Regions from separate parts of the Homo sapiens genome. Here region 1 is linked to region 2. A link is a contact called in ENCODE Hi-C or POLR2A ChIA-PET data. All regions are on one chromosome and are shown on one strand. Each heading gives the region's core, a stretch centred on a gene start or an enhancer-like site at or near the end of the contact. The rest is flanking DNA. Distances are from core to core; before and after follow the strand shown.

Region 1 (6,767 bases), core at 1,085-3,584, 400 kb after region 2:
CAAGCCTGAGAATACAGACCAGAGATATAATGGGAGCTGGGAAGTTGTGCCCACTCTGGACAGAGCTGCACCCAGGACCAGCAGACACTGAAGAAAGGAGCCCAGGGCTTCTCTGAAGCTGACAAGACTGTCCCCAAGAGAAAGGGTGCCTGGCTTCTCCTGGCCACAACATAGCCCCAGTGCAGACACAGCCAGGCCTGCCCTGTGGCTTGTGACCACAAGACGGCCTTCCTGGAGCCCAGCTGGGCCTGGAACTCAGAGCCAGGCTAGACACCTCCTCCACCCTTGCTGGCTGGCAGAGATGGGATCCTAGAGGTGTATCCAGGGTCTGGGCATAGTAGATGTTCAGTGAAAGGCAGTTGCTGCAATCATGCTGGCAATCAACGATGTAATCACCAATATCCTTTCTCCCTGAGCTATCCTCATGCTGGTGATGGTGGAGAGATTGGGGACCTCATTCTGAGGGGCCAAACCAAATGCAGGGAATACAAGGTCTGAGAGACGAACCACATGTCACGGTAGCCAGTGGCCAGTGCACGCGAACCTGTGTATATTGACTTTGATCGGCTTTGAGGCCGAACCTTCTGGGATCCCACCTCCATGGCCGAAAGGCATCTAATTCTCCTTTGATCCTGTAAAGGGCAGTTTGATTTCTCCTGTAAACATCCACAGAAACCGGAGGCCTGAGATAGTGACACTGGAAGGTGGGCAGGCTGCTAATGAGGATTCCTGGCTGCGATTCAGCCTCAGCACGCAGCTCTGTGTGCCTGGCTGTTGTTAACTGTGCAGTGCTCTGGTTAAGCGAGGCTGGGAGTGGCACTGGCGTGTTAGTAATCCGCACTCACCAGCACCACGCGGGCTCCCCGGCCTCTGTGCCTCTCGGCAATGCCGCACCCATGGGAAGGGAGGAGAAGCTCCCGCCCACCCTCCATCTGTGCCCGTGTCAGGGCTTACGGGAACATATGCTGCCTGTTACTCACTGACCATCTGTTCACAGAGCTGATGAAGTGTCCCGGTTACCCTGGCAACGAAGCCCTTGATTGGCGGCGGCTCCACAAACATTTGCTGCTCAGGTTTCACTTTTATCTGTGCTCTGGAATGGGGCTGGGTGGGGGATGCTGAGGCCTGGGGGCTGGGGATCAGCAGGCTGGGGGGTGGGCTGGAGGCTGGGGAAGCAGGCTGGGGTGGTGGGCTGAGGCTGGGAGGTCAGAAGGCTGGGGGATGGGCTGGGTACTGGGGGTCAGCAGGCTGGGGGGTGGTCTGGGGCTGGAGGAGCAGGCTGGGGGTGGTCTGAGGGCCTAGGGGTCAGCAGGCTAGGGGGTGGTCTGGGGCTGGGGGAGCAGGCTGGGAATGATCTGGGGGCTGGGGGGTCAGCAGGCTGGGAGGTGGTCTAAGGACCTGGGGGGACAGAAGGCTGAGGGATGGTCTGGGGCTGGGGGAGCAGGCTGTGGGGAGCAGGCTGGGCCTGGGGGTTCTGCAGCTGGGAGGCCAGGCTCCCCTTCTCCATTTTCCTTTCTCACCTCTCTCCCACCTCCTTTCCCTCAGCACTCACCCACCTCCAGTCCAGCCCTTCTCCCCAAAGTTCAGAGCAGGTAGAGCTGGGAATATGGCTGACCAGTCTGAGAGCTGGGTGGGGGCTTGTTCTTGTTCACCTGGTGCCACGTTCTTGTTCACCTGGTGCCACTACCTTTTTCCCAAATTGCAGGCTGGAGTCTAAGGGCTGAGGATTCTCAGCCTCCCAGTCCAGGGCAGCAGCTGCCCAGAAGCCACCTCACGGCAGTGGACATCTGTGCCCCCGTTTTGGAGACCTGGTGTGATGAGGACACATGGGCTGCAATTAGCTGTTAGCAGGGCCGTCCATGGACCACAGTCCCAGGAAGACGTTCTGCTCAGTTGCTCCGGAAGGGACCTAGGGTGCACTGCAATTGCGGAGGGGTGGTTGCTGCTGATCCCAGACCCCAGAGGGAGTTCCTGAGTTTTTAGCTTGAGTTGAGGAGCTGATAATGGAAGCTGCAGCAGCCCGTTCATGGCAGTCCCAAAAGGAGGCAAACCACCTCCTCTCCGCTAAGGACATCGGCCAAGTGCTGAGGCCAAAGGCCTGCAGATGAACCCTAGTGTGAGATGGACAGGCTGAGGCACAACACTAGTGCCAAACTGAGCCTTCGTTCTTTTCTTTAGCGAGACCTGGGATTGAGCGTCACAAAGTCTAGATTCTATTTATTCCACCGTCTCACAGTCTGGTAGCACATGTCTGTGGGGAGCCCTCCTCACTCCTGTCTGAGCTTGGAATCCTGGGACTAAGAATAGCAGCGTGGCCCTGCTCTGCACAGGACTGGTGTGAGTGCCAGAATGCTGAGTCTCAGGGCATGTGGATTGCACATTCATGGCATGTGGAGGCCACGTGGGGTCTCAGACAGCACAGGTGAGGGAGCTCTGTGTCCACAGGGACCACGACATTTTATCACAAGGGGCACAGCACGCCAGCGTCCTCTCTCCCAGGAAGAGAGGCCCCAGGCTGTCTGCTGTTGGCTGAGATGATTGAGTCACTGGCCCTGCCGCACAGCTGGGGTCAGACACGGAGGCCAGGCTCTGCTCCAGGCTCTCTGGGGCCTTCTTGTCACCGGATGCTGAGCAGAAGTGGGGTGACACAGAATGCCCACACCCCACAAACTCCCTGGGAAGTCAGTGTCTCTGAAAGATTCCATCTGGGACAAACAGAAGCCATCACTTGGTTAGAGTCCGCCCATCACGGCTCTGCCTGGAATGGAGACGGCCTGGACCCAGGTGTCATCACTCTCTCTGCTCATGGCCCCCAGAATTTTGCAAAATCTGTTTTAAAAGTTTCCTTGTAAAAGTGACCCGTCCTCCGTCAGGAGCCTGGGTCTCACTGGCCATTTTAGGAGTGCAGCCTTCCCGAGCTCAGCAGAATCCCTCCGTCACAGTGAGCACGGGTGGCACTGTCCTTCCCCTTCCTGGGTCCTCCCAGGCTGGCGACCCCTCGTGGCCTTGATTCTACCCTTTCAAAAGTCCAGCTCCCACCGGCCCCTGCAAGGCGCGCTGCGGGGTCACCACAGGTCTGTCCAGGGCACGGTCAGGCCCATGAGACCCCTTGTTCTATAGGACGCTACTCTCCTTAAAAACAGGGACTTTGTCCCTCACTGAATTGTAGTTTTCTGTATCATTCGTCATTGCAGCTTTGAAGCATCAAGAGTGTTTCCTAAATATGATTAAAATCTGGCCTTCAGACAGCTTTTGAATTAACTGACAAATGTATGTTGGGCACGAAACGGATTTAGGGACGTCTGCCCTGGGCTTTTACCAAACTCCAGCTCTTACACTTTATTATCTCACCTGAAATAAAATTGAAATTTCTTCATAATGTCTGATATATATTTTAATTTCTGGCAGAGATACATTAAAAGACCTGTTTCAAGGTTACTTGGCTAAAGAATGGAAAATGTCAGTTTTCAGCTGTACCATTTCCCATCTAGTCCAACAGTATTTAAGCTTCTCCAAACAAAAATAGAAGGAAAGCTTCCACATTTTTTTGTCAGGCCAGCATGACATTGCCACCAAAGAGACCAGCTTAAAAAAAAAAAAAAAAAAAAAACAACTACCAACCAACCTAATGTGTCAATAACAATATAAAGAGGCCCAATAAAATATGAGCAAATGAAACGCAGCGGCATGTTGAGAATTACACACCACGACTAAGGGTGGGTTGTTCTGCCCAGTGCAAGTAGCAATGACTCAGTATTGGGTCTATTAATATAAATCACCATTTAATAGAGCAAAAGAGAAAAACAGTATGACCAGCCCTAGAAATGCTGGCAAACAGTGGATGGAAGTCAACATCCTCCTCTGTGTTTTGAAGTAGAGACTGAAATGTTCATGATAAAATGGGAAGGAATGAATAGTTCTTTTACAGGATAAATGACCTCTGCCTCATCCTGACCATTCCCTACAGCCATGAGGAGGCCAAGACACTCAGAGTTTCCAGGCTGCATTCTCTCACTGCTTTGCAGGCACATCTCATGCAATTAAGGCACAGAAACTGGGAGTGCAAAAATGAGAAAGGAGCAGAGAAAGTGATGATTACTTATAGATTATTTTATTGTGCATCTGGATAACCCTGAAGGAGCAATTGCAAACAAATATGCAAAAATATAATTCAACAAGGTTAGCAAGAAATGTGAAAACGGCCCTGCCTCGGAGGGATGTGCACAGACGGGGCAGAAGCCAAGCAGGTATACAGACTTTCAATTTTTGCAAAGTTAGTCTCTGCACATATGATACAATCCCAGTTAAAAGGCTAACTTTTTAAAAACCAGACAGGCTAAATCTAAATTTGTGTAAGGAAATATTTAAGAATACATAAGACAAACCTAAAAGAAAAAACAAATAATAGAGAAACTATTACTATCAGATCTCAAAACATATTATAAAATTCCATTTAAAGCTATGTCCATTTAAAAATATGTTACTGGCAAATAAATAATTAGAAAGCATAGAAATAGACCTCAAAATACTGCAAATTATAAGACAAAGACATTCAAATCATGAGGGGAAACAGGATATTCATATAATGATGTTGACTAGGTAGTCTCCTGGAAAAACTATGAAGTTGGTTCTATACTTCACCAAAATTAATTCCAAATAGAGCAAAGGTGTAACTCCCAGAAAGAAAAAAAAAAAAGGAAGAAAAGAAGCAAAGAGGAGACCATGGGAGAATTTTTTATGACATTGGAGTAGGGAAGATCTAAACACAAGACAAAATCCAGAAGCCATAATAATGCTAAGAAATATGATGACACAAAAATAAAACCTTCTGCCTAGAATGAAACACCACCACGAGTCAATTGAAAGATAATAACAAGCTGAAAAAGAAATTTGCAATTAATACCAGAAACAGTCATTTCCAAATATTTAAATCAATAAGAAAGAGACCAGTAAGTCAATAAGTAAAAAGAAGCAAAGGATTTCAACTGAGTTCACAGAAAACAAAATATAAGGCACTCTTAACCGCATGAAGAAAATGCTCAACCTGCTCACAAAGCCCTGCTCAGGGCCAGGGTGTGGGCAGTCAGTTCTTGTGTGTTGTGAAGGCTACATAAAGCCCATCTCTTCGAAGAACAGAAAACTGGCCACATCCATCGCATGGCAAATGCATGTGAAACCTGGTCGAGCAATTCTATTAACAATTCTATTCCTATGAATTTATTCTATGGATACAATCATGCAGACGTGAAACAACGCATGTGTGGTTACTCGCAAAGGCAGGGCCCTATAAGCTTGGAAGTGGCCGTCAATGGTAGAGCAAGTCTAGAATTTGGAAAAGGCTCACACAGCACATGGCCATTAGCTGGTTTGTGATTCCTCCTTCATCATTCATCCGTCAAGGGCGTTTCTCATTAGGCCCTGGGGGTGTACTCAGCCCTGCCAAGCAGAGCAGGCACAGATTCTCCCTCAAGAGTTCAGAGCTTCTCACCCTGGCTCTTCCCTTAAGAATCTGGCTCCCAGGGCCACCTCCCAGGGACCCCATTGTCAGAGTGGAGGAACGGGCTTGGGCAGGTGTGACCTCCAGAATCCTCAGAGGCTTTTCCCGCTCTGGGAGTGGCTTCAGACCTGAATCATGGCAACCCAGCCCCCTCCTGATTACAGACCATCCTGGAGTGTTACCGTGGAGATGGGAGAGCCCAGACAACGGAGATGTTCTGAGGGAATTTCCATTCCTGTCTTCAGGACATTCTGCCAGGATGCGGACCTGCTAGAAGTATGGGACACCAGTTGTCTCTTTGCTAGAAGGCCCCCGTCCCAGGTGTGCCTCCCTGCCTCACTGTCACCTCAGCACAGTCCAGCGGGGCCAGGAGAAAACCACCAAGATAGCGCAGTCCCTGGGAAGGGGTAGCTGCCAGGCCCTACACTGTGGGAAGAGGGCTCTTGGGCTCCCCCTGGGCCCTGTGGCCTGGCAGGAGCCACCAAATGACAAAACTGGGCAGGCAACCTGTTCTGTTGTCTGGAGGGCCTCAGAGCCCACACGGCTTTCTCTGTGTACAACGTGTGCTTGGGGAACACGGGCAGCTGCCCTGACAGGAGTTTCCACACACAGAGTCCCTCCAGACTTCTGTGCCTCCACCTCAGAAACGAGCCACTCTTCCAAGCCATCAGAGTGCTTTTTGGTCCTGAATCGGGCCTTGCATTTGTACGTACCTTGGATCCGAGAGGCTGTCAGCCTAGAGAGAAGAGCACGCTGATGAGCTGCAGGGCTGGGATGGAGAACGGACAACAGAAGTCATCACCTGACTTGCACAACCACCTATGCTTTCTTCTTCATGTAGAATTCCCTTCCAGAGCCAGATAGAGTGAGAAGCAAGAAGAGAGCCATGTTGAACAAAATGCTGGGTCATAAGGCTGTGCCTGGCGCCTCTGGGGTGCCCTGTGAATGCTGACGGGCCCGCAGCTCTGCCTGGCCAAGGAGCAGCTCAGAAACGCCCCGAGTATGAGCTGATTTGACACCTGGCAGCTAGGCCTGGGCTCAGAGCAGAAGGCTTGTAGGACTTCTCAGTCAGTCGGCACCTGTCACCGCTGCGAAACACACCCTCAGTCAGTCTCACCCATCACCGCTGTGAAACACACCCTCAGTCAGTCTCACCCATCACCCCTGTGAAACACCCTCAGTCAGTTGGCACCCGTCACCGCTGTGAAACATCCTCAGTCAGCACCCATCACCGCTGTGAAACACACCCTCGGTCAGCGAGGACGCACAG
Region 2 (7,425 bases), core at 3,024-5,523:
TCCAATTGGACTGAAGTGAGGCACTATCGGCAAGAATGCCACAGAGGTGATGCCGAGTCCCTGCTGGGCGCGATGTCCCTGCTGTCCCTCCATGTCCCTGCTGTCCCACCATGTCCCTGCTGGCCCACCGTGTCCCTGCTGTCCCTCCATGTCCCTGCTGTCCCACTGTGTCCCCGCTGTCCCTCCGTGTCCCCGCTGGCTGTGTCCCCGCTGGCCCACCGTGTCCCTGCTGTCCCACCATGTCCCTGCTGTCCCACTGTGTCCCTGCTGTCCCTCCGTGTCCCTGCTGTCCCACCGTGTCCCTGCTGTCCCACCGTGTCCCTGCTGTCCCACCATGTCCCTGCTGTCCCACTGTGTCCCCGCTGTCCCTCCGTGTCCCTGCTGTCCCACCGTGTCCCTGCTGTCCCACCATGTCCCTGCTGGTGCACCGTGTCCCTGCTGTCCCACCGTGTCCCTGCTGTCCCTCTGTGTCCCTGCTGTCCCTCTGAGTCCGTGCTGGCCCACCGTGTCCTTGCTGTTCCTATGTGTTCTTGCTGGTCCACCATGTCCTTGCTGGGGCACTGTGTCTGGGGCTTACGAAGTACTAGTGGTCACCACTGGCTGTGGGCCTCCATCACTGGGGGAACAATGCTACCACTGCTTGCCCACTGTGAGGTTACAAAGTGATTCTCCTTTTTGAATAATAAATATCTTCTTAGCTAACTGCCTATCACATATGTCCATATTCAAGATTTGAAAAATCAAATTATCATCTCCCCAGGAATCAAAACATCCCCATTCCCTTCCACCCCCTGCAGAAAGACGGTTTCATCGGGAGTCTGTTAGAGCCAGGTGGGGAAGGGTGGCCGCCGGAATGTCCCAAGCCTGGCCTTGAGCTTCGGACCATCTGCCAGGAGTGACTGCCCGGGTGCTCAGGAACACCACTGTGAACTTAGAGGTTGAAGTCCTTGAGAAACCAGGCGTCTATAAATAAATATGTAAGTTAAAATATTGATTAAACTTCCATTTTTATAGAGTACCCAAGCACGCGACAGGAAGGAAAGTTTACTGGGAGGATCAGATCCCTGTTTAAGGGAAGAGGCCGTGGAGTTGTCCTCGATCCCAGGAGAAGACAGTCACACACTGTGCTTCTAAGAAAGAACTGGTCCCACCATAGGCGTGTGGCTGCCACAGATCCACGTCCAAGCAGAAGTCACAGCTGTTCAGAAAAGAAAGGCAAAAGGAAGAAAGACATCTCTGTTTGAAAAGTGTAAACCAAAAACAAAACTCTGAGGCCCTCCAGTCATCTGAATGGACTTCCTCCTCAGCCAGGGCTCTTAAAATGTAACCTGAGAGGTGGGTTCAGGCCATGACGGGAAGCGGGGGTCACACACGTCTCATTGTACCCCTCACTAACAGCAGCACAGACTTTGACAACAACATTTTGCACCCTATTCTGTCTGCAGCCTCCTAGCTAAAGCTTCATCTGCATGACAAAACCTTGCTCTCCACACCGTTATCTTAACCCAGACGTTCCTTTCTGCTGCATCTCAGGTCTTTGGACAAACTCAACCCATTGTCAACCAGAAAACCTTTAAATTTACCTGACACCTGGAAGCCTCCCCTCCCTGCCAGCTTTGCGTTGTCCACCTTTCTGGACCAAGCCACTCACCAATGTACTTCTCAAATGTCTTGGATTGGTGTCTTATGGCTCCCTAAAGTGTATAAATCCAAGCTGTCCCCCGACCACCTTGGCACATGTTCTCAGGACCTCCAGAGGGCTGTGTCACAGGCCATGGTCACTCATATCTGGCTCAGAATAAATCTCTTCAAATATTTTCTAGCGTTTGACTCTTTTTGTGCACAATAGCAAAGGCTACAAGTTTCTTTCTTTGCTCTGATTAATCAGCCCAGAGCCTCCTCTCTTGCCACCAGTGAAATTTAAAATGAACGAAGGTGTTTTACTGATGGGGTCTGTGCAGACCCAGTAGGCAGGGGGGTCCACTTTCCTGCTAGCTGTCCCTAGCGTCGTTGGCCAGGTGCAGAGGGGTCTGTCATTCTCCTACCAAAAATTTCACCCGTGCATGTGGGGCCTTTTGTAACACAGGATCTCAGGTCCCACTGCAGGTACAGGAATCAAAACCATCATTCCAGCCAGGCTCAAGGTAAATCCTGTGCCCAGGAAGGTGTGAGAAGCATTTCTCTGCGCCAGGAGCCCTCAAACTTTTCCTGTAACAGCCCAGAAAGTGAATACTTCAGGCCTTGCCGGCCACACTACTCCACTCTGCCACTGTGACATGAAAACCACCCGGGACAGTTTGTGATCAGAAGAGCAGGGCTATATTCTAATAAACTTTACTTGATTTGGCTCAGTTCAGCCCAGTTTGCCATAGGTGGGCAGCATCTTGGCTGGCAAGATGATAACGAAGCACCCCAGCTCTGAGCCACCCACATCTCACGTCAAATGGTAAGCCCCAGTGTTGCAGGTGGGGTCTGGTGGGAGGTGATTGGATTATTGGGCGGATTTCTCTCCTGTGCTGCTCTCGTGATGGTGAATGAGGGCTTGTGAGATTTAATTGTTTATAAAAGTGTGTGGCACCTCCACCACCCCTACCCCATCATCTCTAATCCTCCTCCTCTGGGCATGTGAGACATGCCTGCTTCCCCGTTGCCTTCTGCCTTCTGCCATGCCTGTAAGTTTCCTGAGACCTCCCCGGCCATGTTTCCTGTACAGCCTGCAGAACCATGAGCCAACGAAATCCCTTCTCTTTATAAATTACCCAGCCTCTAGACATTTATAAAGAGTGCAAGAACAGATTAATACACTTACAGACTTGTGGCAGGACAGGTGTGACCCTGGGCCAGTTTTCAGCCCCTGCTCAAGGTCAGTTACTGTCTGGAAACAGCCCCGTTTCCCTTGCAGATTCAGAAGGGAAAGGTCATGTTTCTAAACATGGAATAGGACATGGCGATTGTTGAGTCACACTGGAGAATTTGATTTGAATATAATTGGTTCACAAAACACTAGAAGCTAATGGATGCAAGAGTGTGGCCATAGTAATGATTTCAGGATGTCTTCCCAACAGCCCCGAGTGACAGATGTGTTATCATTTCCTTTTTATTCAGACAAGAACATTGAGGCTTGAAAAAGGTAAATTACTTACTCAAATTCCATGTTTAATAAGTAGGACTGGGATTTAAACCTAAGAGCTAACAGCAAAGCATTTTAGACCGTAAAGTATAAGAATAAGCGTGAATGCGATTCTCAGCCCAGTGTAAGACCAGGTATCGCCGGATGAGAGACGGCCACTCCTGGGAACAGTGGTGAAGCTGAAAGAGCCAGTCCTTCAAGGTGGATCCTGAGTGGCTAAAATAGAGCCCAGCGGCCGTTTGCTGTCTATAGGTCATACAAACACAGAGTCCCCCCAAAACCGCACCCTTGCACCTGGGATACTTTCTGGGCTCACCTGAACCAACCAATCAGAGCTCACCTGATCCAACCAATCAGAGCTCACCCAATCCAACCAATCGGAGCTCACTGGCTTTGGCCAAATCAAGACCCGACTGTTATCAACTAATCAGAACTCAGCTGCCTTGACCAATCAGAACTAAGCAAGTTTGAATCCTTCATTTGGATACACAGACCTGACTGAGACCTGGGTGGGAGCTTTTGCTATAAAACCGGAACGTTCCCTTTGTTCTCCAGGTACATTTGTTTACACCAAAGGCTGCATCTTCCCGGTTTGCAAACTGTGCACTGGAGTCTCCTTCTTCCAAACTCCTTTTCAGAGGATGTGTTTACTCTGTATTTATAACTTCAGGAGCGCAATCGCAGCCACGGTTTCTCTTGTTAGTGCTACATTACTTTGATTTTATAATCAGCCAAAATATTGTGATAAAAAAATCCCCTTTTCATAATCTGCGAATTTTAGACGTCACGTGGTATGACTCAAAGTCATACCCATTTCTTCCCAAGAAGAAAATTTACTCAAAATCCATAAAAGATTTGGCTCGGTTCGGCTCAGTTGGCCACAGGCAGGTAGCCTGTTGGCTGGAGGAACAGAAACGAACGACCCCCACTCTGAGCCGGCCTCAGAGACTTGTGGTCTAGCCGAATGCTCCCTGTAGAGGGAGATGGCTGTTTGTGTGTCCTTGGTGCAGGGATGGCAGAACAATCTGACGTCCGTTATTAACACATTTGTCATATCAGCCACCTCTTTAAACGGGTGTCCCAGAGTAACAAGATCCAGAAAAATGCCAGCAGTCTAGTTGGAACACAGGGTCCCACTGGCTGAGATACTGGCTGTCCTCAAGTGAGGACAGGCGCTATCAGGGACTGCAGCCACAGCATCCACATGTCAGGAATCAAAGGCCACCGTTTTCTCCGGCGTTTACATTCAGGCACGGTCCCCCTCGCCCCAGATCACATCTTCAGAGTCTCAACAGCCCAGCCACTGAAGAATTGCTGCAGCCCTGCATAACCTCATACCTGTCTGGTACGGATCCACTAGACTAAAGGCTGAGGTGGAAGAGGCTTTTGTGTCCCTCGGTGCAGGACAGACTTGTCCCTGCAGAGAAGTATTTACAATGAGGGCAGAGCTGGGGTGTGAAGGACCCTCCACACGGGGCTGCTCCCTTCTCCCTGCAACGCCACACAGGAGGCGGTCTCCACAGTGCCTCATCCCAAATGGCAGTGTCTAAGTTTGAACACTGTGTGGCCCTAACAGCACTGCCTGCGTCAGTGGCTGAACAGTCAGTTTTGAGGCAGGTGGGCCGTCTTTCACACAGGTAAGAATAGATGGGGAGACAGCATTGATGTGGCCCAGACCTATGACCTGTGAGAGAGCCTGGATCTCCACTGGCCAGTTACCCAAAGGAGGTACAAGTGAATGTGCCCACCAGGGGCTGTGACACATCAGGTGTAAAGTTGTTATCACTATGCCTGGCATGTAACAGGCTCAGAAAACACTGACCATTATTTTGCAAGAAAACAAGTAGCTCAAAATAGCCACAGTGATGATGAATTGGCAGCACTGCCTTCATTTCAGGATAAGGAAGCCGCCTGGAGGTGCACACCCAGACTGTACTGGGAAAGGAGGGTCCCTGAGCTCGGATCTGCACACCACTAACCAGCCCTTTGTGCAGGAGCCCTTGAGCTGTGGCCCTGGCTCACACCAGGTAAGAGAAAATATCTGTGGTCCTAACTAAACACAGCCAAACTTGGATGCCAGAGCCTACTGCCAGATGCATGTCCCCAGCTGAAAGGTGGCCACTGTGGCTAAGTGAGAGGGCTGGTTCACATTCCACAGAGCCTGTGCTCACAGTACCTGCATCCATGAAGCTGTGTCCACGGATCCCCATGTTTCAGGGACCTATGCTCCAGGGAGCCGGCAAATTGGAGACCCACGTTCCACAGAGCCTGTGCTCACGGCACCTGCATCCATGAAGCTGTGTCCACGGATCCTCACGTTTCAGGGACCTGGGCTTCAGGGAGCCAGCAAATGGGAGGCCCACATTCCACAGAGCCTGTGTTCATGGCACCTGCATCCACGAAGCTGTGTCCACGGAGCCCCATGTTTCAGGGACCTGTGCTCCAGGGAGCCTGCACATGGGAGGCCTATGTTCCACAGAGCCTGTGTTCACAGCACCTGCATCCATGAAGCTGTGTCCACGGAGCCCCAAGTTCCAGGACCTGTGCTCCAGGGAACCTACACATGGGAGACCCCCGTTCCACAGAGCCCACATTCCCTCTCTCCTCCATCACTTCTTCCTGGTCCTCGAAGCGTTTCTTTCAGGTCTGCCTGGTACTGCGGCTGCTTCTGAGGACTTTGGACCTGTGGGCTTCTCTGTCTCAGTGGGACCTTTGTCATCCCTGCTGGTCTAGTGGGAAAGCACCCTGAGCACGGCTGGCAAGCCAGCAAAATGAAGAAATGTGTGTGGTGCTGTCTGGCCAACTCCAGACTCCCAGCACTGCAAAGTCAGGAACTCGAAGTGACACAGAATCTCCGGTGGCATCAAGTGGCAGAGGCAGGTGGAGTTTGGCTGAGTTGTTACCTTGGTCTTTGTGATGCTTTGTGACCAGGGTCTGCTCTCTGGTGCCTTAATCCCAGGACAGCAAAAGAAGAAGGCAATCCTAGATCAACGTCTCTTGGCTTTTCTGGCCTGGCACCCAGAGTTCAGTTTCTTAAACTCTGCCTAACACACAGGTCGGCAGCACTTCCCACAGAACTGGACTCCCAGTTATGGCCGGGACTTTGGCAAGGACACACTCATTCATGAGCATCAAGAGTGATACCCATCCACGACCCTGAGGGCCTGCTGGTGCAAGACCCAAACTCAACATTTTCAGTGTGGCCTCCGCCTGCTCTTGGTCACCTGACCAGGTTTCTGTTCCTGAGCCCTGTGGATGGTTCAGACGTCCCCATCCACATGAGGGTCATGTGATGCGGCTTTAATTTCCACCTGGCAACCCTGGAAGCCCACGTGTGTCTCAGGAATGCATGGCTTCCATCTCCTCTACAGCCACAGGCAACAGGTCTACCTAGGGCATGTGTGGGCAGCACAGGGTGCATGGTCACCTGCAGTGGATGGTGTGGGCGGCACGGGGTGCGTGGTCTCCTGCGGTGGATGGTGTGGGCGGCACGGGGTGCGTGGTCTCCTGCGGTGGGTGGTGTGGGCGGCACGGGGTGCGTGGTCTCCTGCGGTGGGTGGTGTGGGCGGCACGGGGTGCGTGGTCGCCTGTGGTGGGTGGTGTGGGCGGCACGGGGTGCGTGGTCGCCTGTGGTGGGTGTGCGGGGCCTTCTGTGAGGCAGGACAGGCTCTACATGCACTTCGGCTTCTTGGCAGATCTGAGCGAATGAGAACTGCCCTGGGCTTCACTCCCGTTTAACTTTGCATGAAGAAGAATGTTCTCCACTCTGACTTTAAGCCAAGTGCTTGTCTAAGTGCTTCTCTGACAGGGAGACAACACTCCTTCCCCGGAGCCTTCCACTGGGCCTGGACATCTCCCGTCTCTGGGCTCTGAGTTAACTTTGTGATGCCAGCTCTTTGTGGGGTGTGCGCACGGCTGCAGGTGAGGAGACCTGTGAGAGTCGGAAGCCAGCTGCCACCCCAAATGATAAGCACATTGTAGCTGTCTCTGCATGGCTTCGTTGCATGAGGAAAGTCACTACTGTCAATGCAGGGCTGCTGGTCTCCACCTCGGAACGTGGCAGTGCACAATCCATCACTGCCCTGTGTTCGCAGGTCACAGAGAAAAGAAATGCTTTCTCTATTCCTTCTCGCAGTTAGTATTTTGTGATTATAGAAAAACTGTGCGTAGTTGGAAGTAGGGAAGGGAAGGAGGGAGGGAGGAAGAAAAACAGAAAGAAAATAAACCAAAAGAAAAAGAAGGAAGAAACCACCGTATTTTCAGTTTGCTTCGAATTATTAAAGTGGCTCAGGGAA

Evidence for each region. A loop is a pair of places that touch in the nucleus more often than their neighbours do. ChIA-PET counts read pairs that join two places held with the same protein, here RNA polymerase II (POLR2A). Pooled maps may share reads with other maps.
Region 1: a map of gastrocnemius medialis shows a loop between it and region 2 (17-fold over the local background). The contact joins two enhancer-like sites. A Hi-C loop is called at or near these places in 1 of 168 maps with a recorded cell type or tissue (gastrocnemius medialis) and 1 of 50 pooled maps. POLR2A ChIA-PET finds 5 or more read pairs at or near these places in 1 of 52 experiments (H1).

The regions. Positions count from the first base shown.
Region 1 is chr6:170,437,642-170,444,408 of GRCh38, forward strand. It overlaps LOC107986676 (a long non-coding RNA gene), which reads left to right. Exons shown (of 2, transcript XR_001744494.3): 1 at 1-1,073; 2 at 1,706-3,379. It overlaps LOC124901477 (a long non-coding RNA gene), which reads right to left. Exons shown (of 2, transcript XR_007059900.1): 2 at 4,090-6,767. Among named protein-coding and RNA genes, the nearest start is that of MIR4644, 110 kb to the left of the region's middle. RefSeq lists enhancers at 366-2,135, 445-1,644, 2,353-2,931 and a silencer at 6,252-6,482. Within about 2 kb of position 2,335, at least 2 of the 41 ENCODE cell types and tissues checked have a DNase peak (open chromatin) inside an H3K27ac peak, as active enhancers do; they include gastrocnemius medialis, where a contact is called at or near this core.
Region 2 is chr6:170,039,418-170,046,842 of GRCh38, forward strand. No RefSeq gene overlaps it. Among named protein-coding and RNA genes, the nearest start is that of LINC01624, 230 kb to the right of the region's middle. Within about 2 kb of position 4,274, at least 3 of the 41 ENCODE cell types and tissues checked have a DNase peak (open chromatin) inside an H3K27ac peak, as active enhancers do; they include gastrocnemius medialis, where a contact is called at or near this core.